Regions from separate parts of the Homo sapiens genome. Here region 1 is linked to region 2. Evidence: read pairs that join two places in POLR2A ChIA-PET (ENCODE). Cell type or tissue: A673. All regions are shown on one strand.

The links. ChIA-PET counts read pairs that join two places held together with the same protein. Peaks named below come from ENCODE experiments on the same cell type or tissue, not always from the same donor. Only the 100,000 strongest peaks of a DNase experiment are listed, where the experiment ranks them.
Region 1: POLR2A ChIA-PET joins it to region 2 with 10 read pairs; 4 of 35 experiments call an interaction of 5 or more read pairs at or near these places.

What each region holds. Positions count from the first base shown.
Region 1 is chr16:11,210,052-11,215,051 of GRCh38, forward strand. LOC107984859 (a long non-coding RNA gene) reads left to right here and starts at 884. Exons shown (of 4, transcript XR_007064984.1): 1 at 884-1,414; 2 at 1,601-1,752. RefSeq lists enhancers at 738-1,332, 2,805-3,064, 3,255-3,304. In A673, no CTCF peak of the experiment used is centred here; no DNase peak of the experiment used is centred here.
Region 2 is chr16:11,090,480-11,095,479 of GRCh38, forward strand. All of the region lies in intron 19 of CLEC16A (C-type lectin domain containing 16A), which reads left to right. Among named protein-coding and RNA genes, the nearest start is that of CLEC16A, 150 kb to the left of the region's middle. RefSeq lists enhancers at 933-1,022, 4,394-4,443. In A673, no CTCF peak of the experiment used is centred here; no DNase peak of the experiment used is centred here.

The DNA.
Region 1 (5,000 bases), 120 kb after region 2:
AATCCCAGCACTTTGGGAGGCCGAGGTGGGTAGATCACTTAAGGTAAGGAGTTCAAGACCAGCCTGGCCAATATGGTGAAACCCCATCTCTACTAAAAATACAAAACTTAGCCAGGTGTAGTGGTGGGCACCTGTAATCCCAACTACTCAGGAGGCTGAGGCAGGAGTATCGCTTGAACCCAGGAGGCGGAGGTTGCAGTGAGCAGAGATCGCGCCACTGCACTCCAGCCTGGGTGACAGAGGGAGACTCCGTTTCAAAAAAAAAAAATGGGGAACACACACGGCCTTCAGCAGAGAGCCTGGAAGATGGTAAGCAGCTCTTTGGTACACCCCCTGTGTATTCCTTCCTCCCCTCGTGCCCACAACAGCTCCGCTGGGAAGCCGCCATCCTCTGAGAAGACATTTTAGCAACAGAGGAGGCCATTTTGCTTTGAGAATCAGAACCAAACCCTGCAAGGCCAGGACAGGGAAAGTCTCAGGCAAGTCACGACTGTGGCCAGGGCTTGCTGAACACAGGAGGGCAGGGGGCTGGTGGCGGGGGCAGGCGGCCTCTGCATGGCTTTAAGAGGAAGCAGAGATGGGGGCGTCATGGCTGTGCTGGGGATGACACCCTCTCCCTCTAGCTGGGTGGCCTTGGGCAGGGCCTTTCCCTCTCCAAGCTTTTGAGTCCTCAGCCTGCAATGGTGGACTCCAGCCCCCCTCACACCACCTTGCAGGTGAGTGAGGAAACCCAGCACCAGCACCTGGGTGTGCAGCGTGGGAGATGTTTTAGGGATTCCACCCCTTCTTGGAGCTTTTCTATTTAAAACAATTTTTTTTAACTTTTTGTAGAGATGGGGGTCTCACTGTGTTGCCCAGGCTGTTCTTGAACTCCTTGAAGTTCAAGTGATCCTCCCACCATAGCCTCTCAAAATGTTAGGATTACAGGCGGGAGCCACCGTGCCCAGCCCCTTCTAGGATCATGTAGTGCTTCCTGGGTCCTTTTCCTCTTTATTCTCCCTCCCCCTGCACCCCAGAACTGATGTGGGGCTGATCTGACCTTACTGACAGGGTGGGAGCCCGGGTGCCCTTCCTACCCTCCCCAAGGGGCTCTACGACCCTCCAGGACAGTCTTTGCCCAGGTGCCCTGAGGGCTCCTGGAAGCAGCAGTGAGATGCACTCTGGAGTAGATGGCTCCCTCTCTCGGCCTCCAGCCTTCGAGTCCACTGACATGCAGCCACAGCCATTCCCGGCTCCACACTTGGCCCTTCAGCAAGGCCTCCTCACCACATCCTGAGCCTGTTCATCCCCTCCTCCCTGAGGCCACCGCCCGGGTCCACACCTCCTCATCTCCCACCTGGACCATCCATGGCAGAAACCTCCCATCTGGTCTCCTGGCCCCTCCTCGATGATCCCAACTCTGCCCACACCACAGGTGATCTCCTGATCTCCTCTGGCGTGAATCACACTGCTCTGCCCCCCAGCCCACCTGGCTTGCTGTCAGTGCAGGGTCTAGGCCCCTCACCCCTCCTTTACCCCCATCTCCCAGCCCCTCCCCAGTGTTCCAGCCCCACTGGCCTTCCTTTGCATCTCCCATGGTTGTGCCCCGCTCCTGCCCCAGGACCTTCGCACATGCTGTCCCTCAGCCCTGCAAGAACCATCTGCTGGAGCCGAGCAGAGGCTGCCTCCTTTGAACGGGACCTGTACCCTCCACTCCCCTACCGCTGCACCACACCAATCCATCATCACACTTATGATGTCATCTTCTCAGAGGTGAGGTGCATTTCTCAACTGCTGTCTCCATCAAACAGGTATCTGGGGAGGGCTATGGGCTTGCAGTGGCCACCCTGGTTTCATTCATTCATGGCACCTCCCTGTGCCTGGGGGCGGCTGAGTCTGTGACCACTAAGGGCTGGGGGAGCCCACCGGAGGGCAGGTGGTTAGAGTGACTAGATTGGCATTTAGAAAATCGGCTTGATCTAGAAAATTGGCTCAGATAGGCATTAGAAAGTCCCTCTGCTCCTGGGTAGGTAGTAGTTAATGGAGCTGCAGGGAGTTTAGTTGGGAAGCTCCTGGGTGTCCTGGTGACAGATAAGGGCGGCTGTGGGAAGGGAGAGAAGCAAATGTTTTCCAGAAATAGAGGTCAAATGGAGAGCATTCAGCTGCTGTCGCAGGCGCTGCCCAAACTCCTCCCAGATTCCTCCCCTAGCCCCCATCCCTTTACCCCTCCCCCCAGGGAACTTTCTCTGCCAGCAGCAGCTACCTACATTTTCTAGTCAGGCGCCATCTTTTGCTGCTGGAACCAGCTTTGCCTGCAACCCCTGGAGAGGCAGAAGCTCCCAGGAATTCACGCACTGCCCAGAGGGCAGAAGGGGGGGATCCCTTAACCAATCACATGCGGTGGGCATAAAATTCCAGCTCCCTTGCCCCTGATCAGGACTCCTACGGGGTGACCCAGCACCATGTCATGGTCACCAAACCCCTGTCTAGGGTCAGCTTCTAGGGAACATGCACTAAGGACGGTGACTTCAGATTTGGGGGCTGAGAGAAGAAGAAGGAAAGGCGTTTGCACAAGGTTTTGACTTGTGCAAGGGTGGCCAGTCCCGAGACGGGACGCATCAGACAGGGATCCCTGACTCAGATCGAGGGATGGCTTCAGGGTGCAGTTTCCTTGAGGACAAGTGGTTATATCAGTTTCGTGTTGCCAAAAATCATCAGGGCAGCGACCAAGCTGAGCACAGATGCAGTCCACTGTCCAGAAGAAAGGCCCCCAACATCTCAGCGCCGTCCCCCTCCCTGCCGTGGGGCGGAGCCGGCCAGCATTTTCCTGGCCTGGGCCAGGCGCAGCTAAGGCTGAGACATCTGCACAGGGCAGAAAGGGCCAGATCAGGCCCTTCCTGGCAAGCGCCTCCCAGGGGACAATGTCAGTCCCAGAAAGCGTGAGTCATGAGCAGGGGACCCCCACATCCCTGGCCAGGACAGGAGGTGCCTCCGCAGGGACTTGCCCCAAAGGGGCACCATCTCCAGTCATCCTCAGAGTCAGGCAGGCTTGCCAACCTGTCCTTTCATCTCTGTCTTGCTCCCAGGCAACCCGTAAACCCCTCGGGGCCCAGAGGCCACGCCTCACTCGACAGCTCGGGAGAGCCGGGCACAGGGGCAGAAGCGACTTGCCGAGGTCATGCAGTGACATGGAGCCACAGCCTGGCTTCCTGACACCCCTTCTGCCTTACCAGGCTGATGCACAGGTTTGCCATGTGGGAATTCCCCAGGCCCACCCTGCTGCCATGCCCTGGTACCCTGTAATCTGGAGGCATGTGGGTGCCTGTCACCCAAGCACCCTTTCTGGCACAGCAGGAGGAGAGAGCCAAGCACCCAGGGCAGCCCCCAACCTCAGGGATCCCCAGCTCCTCCTGTACCCCTTGACCCTCCCACTCCTCCAGGGGCTGCCTCATGGTTGGTGGGTCCCTGTCCTGCCCTGTCCTAGTGTGGGTCCTTCAGGGATGGCTGGAACGCAGGGCTGTGTGGCACCCAGCACACACCCGGGGCCCTGGGAGAGGGTGCGCCTCTTCCTTCTGGAGTGTGAGCTGCCTCCTGCTCTGCACTTGCCCATCAGGCCAGGTGGTGGGGGAAGGGGCGCAGGCGTGGATTTCCCTGCAGTCAGGGCTGCCCTCCCACCATACTGCATGGGGAGAGATGAGGGGTAGGGGTGCTGGGTGCACAGGTGGAGTCTCCCTTTCTCTCTTTGGTGCCTTCATAACCCCTTGCCCACCTTCTATCCTGGGAAGCTTTGTTCCCCGTGGGCCACCTACTCCAGCCCACCTCCTCGGGTGGCGACAGTGGGCTCAGTGTGTTCCTCCCTTCTCCTTGCCCAAGACAGGATCTTTGGCCCTTATTAATAAAAACAACCAAATCTGGCTGGTGCAGTGGCTCACACCTGTAATCCCAGCACTTTGGGAGGTCAAGGGAGGAGGATCACTTGAGGCCAGGAATTCGAGACCAGCCTGGACAACATAGCGGGACTCTGTCTCTACAAAAAAAATTAAAAATTAGCCAAGCATGGTGGCGTGCTTCTAGCTACTTGGGAGGGTGAAGCAGGAGGGGATGCTTGAGCCCAGGAGTTTGAGGCAGAAGTGAGCTACGATTGTGCCACTGCACTCCAGATGAGGGAGACCCTATCTCAAAAAAAAAAAAAAAAAAAGTACAATAATAACAGTCAAATCTATTAAGTGTTTACCTCATGCCTGGCGTATAGCTGAACACGTGGCCCATATGACTTTATCCATGATCCCTGTTTTTCAGGTAGGAAATGGAAGCTCAGAGAGGTTAAGTGGCCCACCCCTAGCGCACAGCTAGTATATGATGGGGCTTCTACGTACCTCTCAGCCCTGGGCCTACCTTATTCTTCATAAACCCATGGAGGTTGCAGGTCTAGCCAACATATACACACAGGAAGCTTCTGGCAGCTTGAGAACTACTTGTGACATGAATAATCACAGCTGCTACTTAGTAGGGGCTGCCTGAAAACAGCACTTTGGGCCGGGCGCGGTGGCTCACGCCTGTAATCCCAGCACTTTGGGAGGCCGAGGCGGGCGGATCACGAGGTCAGGAGATCGAGACCATCCTGGCTAACACGGTGAAACCCCGTCACTACTAAAAAATACCAAAAAATTAGCCGGGCGTGCTGGCGGGTGCCTGTAGTCCCAGCTACGCAGAATACTGAAGCAGGAGAATCACTTGAACCCAGGAGGCGGAGCTTGCAGTGAGCCAAGATCACACCATTGCACTCCAGCCTGGGCGACAGAGCGAGACTCCGTCTCAAACAAAACAAAACAAAACAAAACAAAAAACCAGCACTTTGTTTTTATTTATTGATTTGACATTTAGTTCAATTTTAAGAAAAGATGGTTCAAAATGCAAAAGAGATAAGAGGGTCTCTTTCCCTGCTGGCCCCTGTCGTCCCCCAGCCACCCCAGTTCCCTTTCTGATACCAGTTTCCTCAATTCCTTCCAGAAATACTTTTT
Region 2 (5,000 bases):
GTCTGCAGCATTGCCGGGGAGCCTGTGTGTGAAGCCTTCACAGTGGACCACTTTCCTATTACATTTCTCCGCAACTCCCCGCTTACCTAACATCCTGCCTGGAGGTCCAGAGAATCTACAGTCCAGTGTTTTAGGAGGCTCTCTGGATTTTTGTTTCTATTTTATTTTATTTAGTTAGTTTTTGAGAGAGAGTCTCGCTCTGTTGTTCAGGCTGGAGTGCAGTGGTGTGATCTTGGCTCACTGCAACCTCTCCCTCCCTGGTTCAAGTGATTCTCCTGCCTCAGCCTCCCAAGTAGCTGGGATTACAGGCATGCGCTACCATACCCAGCTAATTTTTTTTTTTTTTTTTTTTTTTTTTTGGTATTTTTAGTAGAGAGAGGGTTTCTTGCCTTGTTGGCCAGGCTCGTCTTGAACTCCTGACCTCAAGTAATCCACCCACCTCAGCCTCCCAAAGTGCTGGGATTACAGGCATGAGCCACGGTGCCCAGCCTATTTTAATTTTTTGAGATGAGGTCTCACTACGTTGCCCAGGCTAGTCTTAAACTTCTGGGCTCAAGCACCCCGCCCACCTTGGCCTCCCAAGGTGTTGGGATTACAGGCGTGAGCCACCAAGCCTAGCCAGGATTTTGCCTTTAAAGCGCCTAATCTCCTTTCTCCATAAAGACGTGAGGTAAGCAGTTTTCCCTCCTGTGTTTATATCTCCCCCAACTCACACCATGAGCTGCTTCTATTAAAAGACACAGGAGATGGATAACTGGTGTTGAAAATGATATCACTTATTTCAAAGGGTAAAAGGGAAGTTGTGTGTGGCTTTCAGTAAAAGCTCACAGGCCTATTCAGTATCGGCCACTTGATGAAGAAGCCTTACTTTGTGGTGGATGCCCCCGGGTCTGGCCCCAGTGGCGCCTGAGAGGCAGCAGGTAGAGGCAAGAGCATGCTCTGAAGGCTGTGATTCACCTCGTAGGGCGGGTGGGGCTGTGTGCCCTGGCAGCCTTCTGCACCTACTGAGTCTCAGGCCTCCCCCACCTCTGCAGGGCTGTCCTGAGGGGCTGGCACTGCACAGGGAAGGGCGCTGGCTCGGAGATGGGTAGAGTTAGTGGGTAAATGGGTACTCCGCAGAGTCTGACCGCCAGCATTCAAGCTACCTCTGCTGCTTGCCAACCAGGTGACCTCAGCACATGGCTTAACCTGAGCCTCAGGTTTCCTTCATCTGAAAAATGAGGAAAATTGTCAGGAAAGCTTTGAGCACGATGCCTGAAACACAGCAGGCCTCTGATAGGTGTAAGCTCAAGTTCCATGACTCAGGCTGCAGATGATCTGCTAGGCTTTCTGGTAACCCACGGGTAGCTGAACTTGATGCCTGAGCTCCCCCTCGTAAGTTACCCCACTTTTCTTTGCAGGAAAGGTGTGCTTAAGTAACAGGTACTCAGCAGGGGTGTTCTGACACCCTGGGACTGCCATGGGTTTGCTTCCTCAGAAGGCTTCCCCGTCGGCTGCCCTCTCTCACTGTAGGGTCTGCTTGGACTCAGTGTGCAGAAGCCCTCCATTATCGACAGAAAACAAGCTCCTTAAAAACACACTTAGGCCAAGCACAGTGGCTCACGCCTGTAATTTATCCAGCACTTTGGGAGGCAGGTGGACAGATCACTTGAGGTCAGGAGTTCGAGACCAGCCTGGGCAACATGGCAAAACTCCATCTCTACAAAAACGAAAAACTAGCCACGTGTGGTGGTATGCACCTGTAGTCCAAGCTGCTTGGGAAGCTGAGGTGGGAGGATCGCTTGAGCCCAGCAGGTCAAGACTGAAGTGAGCCAAGATCACACCACTGCACTCCAGTCTGGGCGATAGAGTAAGACCTGTCTCAAAAAACAAACAAAAACAAACACACACACACACACACACACACACACACACACACACACATGCCAGGTGTGGTGGTGGGAGCCTGTAGTCCCAGCTACTTGGGAGGCTGAGGCGGGAGGATCACAGCCTCCCGGGAGGTTCCCGTGAGCCAAGATCATACCACTGCACTCCAGCCTGGCTCTGTCTCAAAAACAAAAACACACACAAACACAAAAAAGCCCATGCTTAAACCAATCCCTGGCTTGCAGGCATTTCCAGCATTTCCTTGAACGTTTTTGCAAATACAGATTTGAACATAACTGATTTCAGTTCCTGTCCCCAAAACTTTTGGTTCCTTCCTTCCTTTTGTTCGTGGCACAATGGTGAGAGTAGGTGCTCTGGAGTCAGAATCTATCAGGGTTTGAGGACTGGGTCTGTCGTCTATGAGCTGTATGACTTCGGCCGAGCTTCTGAAACTCTGTGGGCCTCGGTTTCCTCTTCTATAAAACACGGTGGTCGTGACAATTAAATATACTAACAAGCGTTTGATCCATAATAGAATCCCCAATGCATGGTGACTGTCGTTATCCTCATCATCATGACTGTCCCCAGTCTAGTGGGAGACAGGCCAGGAGGCAGGAAGCTCCCCCTACCCCAGTGTCGAGGCCCCCATGGAGCAGGGAGGAGCTGGGATGAGGAGCATCCTTACCTGGGCAATCTGTCCAGACCCATCTCAGGGATCTCCTCCTCCTGTACCCCCCACCACCTCCACTTCCCTGCTGGCTCCTACAGCCTTTGCACCCCCTTCTCATGGTGCTTTTGGGGCATCACATGGTGTGCACCCTCATCTCTTATGAATTCAGCTAGACCTGCTCAGCACAGCAGAGTGAGAGAGAGAAGGGCAGTAGGCTTCACTGGAGTGGCCCTTCCCTGCCATCCCTCACAGTGAGCCTGGGCCCTGGAGTTGGGACATTTGGAGAACAAAGCCACTTTTCCTCAGCCAGTGCGGTTACCGTGGCCATACTCGTCCCAGTGAGTATGAGTCTAGGACTCAAAAAGTGCTTCAAGGCCTCCTAAACCCTAGCTGACACTTCCTGTGGCACTCAGGCAAAGGAACAAACAGGCTTCCAGTGTACAGGCCGGGAGCATGCCCTGCTGGACACTTCAGTGATTCTGCCCGGACTCAAGGGTTGGAAGGTGGGCAGTGACTGGTCACCTTTCTCTTCATATCTATACCGCCTGGCACTGAGGAGTCACCAAATGAATCTGTCTTAAAGCAAAGTGGGCGTATTTTTGAAGAAGTAAATATCAGCCAGGCGCCGAGGGTGGGCAGATGCACCCTGGGCACAGCACAGGTGGAAGAGGGCAGGGCGTGTACAAGACTGAGCAAGAGGAGGTAGAAGGCGAGCCAGGATATGAGGGTGTGGCAGTGCAGAGAAGGGGCCCTGCTGAAGGACAGGAAAGTGGGCTGGGAGCAGCTCCAGGAAGCCCACTTCCATGGCACAGTTAGCAGGGATGAGGTAGCAAGAATGGAGGCGGCAGCTGGTGAAACATGCCTCTCTCATTCACCCCAGGTGAGAGGACAGTGACCCAAGCCACGGTGCGTTCAGGGATGGGGCAGGCTTGGTTAGAAGGGAGGACCCACAGGCTTCCTAGCCTGTTGGGGTGGAGGGGTGACGAGGGTCTTTGGACGACAGGCAGGTCCTATCATGTGCTTGTAGAAGCCATGGTGGTTAATTTCTGCCTTCTTTTGTAACTGTGGCATTAGGAAGCAGGACTGACCCCATTCCTCTAAATCATGCCCTGGTCTCAACCTTTCCTCCAGAGTACTTCCTCTTTTGTACAGGGCCCCTTCCCAGCCTGTGGCTGTCCTAATGAACCACCTTGCTGTGTCACCTTCAGGTGACCAAAGATGAAGGCTCCAGGGGCTCAAAGGGGAAACTGAAGGGTAACATGAGTCAGGGGTTCCAGAGGCTTGACTCAGAAGCTCTGCGCCTGTCCTGGGCAGGCCGAGCCTGATAAGTTTCCAGCCCTAAGGTGTGATTGCAGTAAACCTTCTGGAAGCCAGAGCCGGCTTCATCTACAGATGTGAGGTTTGTGGGAGGAGGCAGAAGTGCTCTTGTGGCTTAACGGGCCCTCTTGGCTCCAGCTGCTCAGAGGAGGGGCAGCTGAGAGCCACACAAGGCCTTGCCTCTGAAGTTTGAAGCATTTACAGGCACCACCTCCCCCCCTACAACTTTTTCCAGGCCACATCAGGCAAGCTCCTTTCTTAAGAACTGACCTTGTGTGTCTCTTTTTGCATCTGAGTTCTTTAGAAAAATCTCTCCCTTTTTTCCTGTGGGGCCCTGCATGCCTGCCTTGGCCCCACTGCCCGAATATGCCTTCTCTCATTTCCCTCCTGCCTCTGCCGTGTAGTTTCTAATGTAGCTCAAATGTGAAAAATTAGGTTTGCATGGTTGCCATGAATTTTACGTGAATCACATTTAAATCAATAAAGCCTGTAGAATGAATCAAGTTATCGTTATTATGAGGTAGCAGGGGGCTATTTAAAGGGGCTGTGGGCCTTTAAGCACATAATGGAAAAAGTTTCCTACTACTGGATGATCCCCGATAAAGCACTTAACCTTTTGCAGCTCTGGGCTCCCTCAGTACCTGTGATGCGTTTGAAGTTTCTACTTTCTTCTTAGCAGGTGTGATCAAGCAGAACTAGAATGAAAGTCACATTTTCCATGACTTGTTTCTTATTTGAACAGTTGCTAATCTTTTTTTTTCTTTTTTTTTTTAAGTGGGTAGTCTTTTAAATGACATTCTGTTTCAAATGTGTGAGCTTGGGATCTTTGATGTAAATAGCAGGAAAAAGTGGGCGGTAATGTTATGGAACGTGGAAAGCCTGCCTTTTCTAGGTCGTGCTTTTAGAGCAAGAACCAGAGAGAAGAAAGAAAGGAAAGAGAAGATGAAAAAGAAAAAAGGCTGTGCAGGGGTCACGGCTGGAAAGGCCCTCATAGCAGCCTGGCACATCATGTTCTGACTCTGGGTGCAGGGCTCCCCCCACCTCCCCATTTTCACCTTGATCAGTCCTGACATTCTCTCCACGGGCCAGCTCTGGTCTGTGTGTTGGGAATGACCACTCCAGGAACAGAGTCCAGGCAGTCAGCATA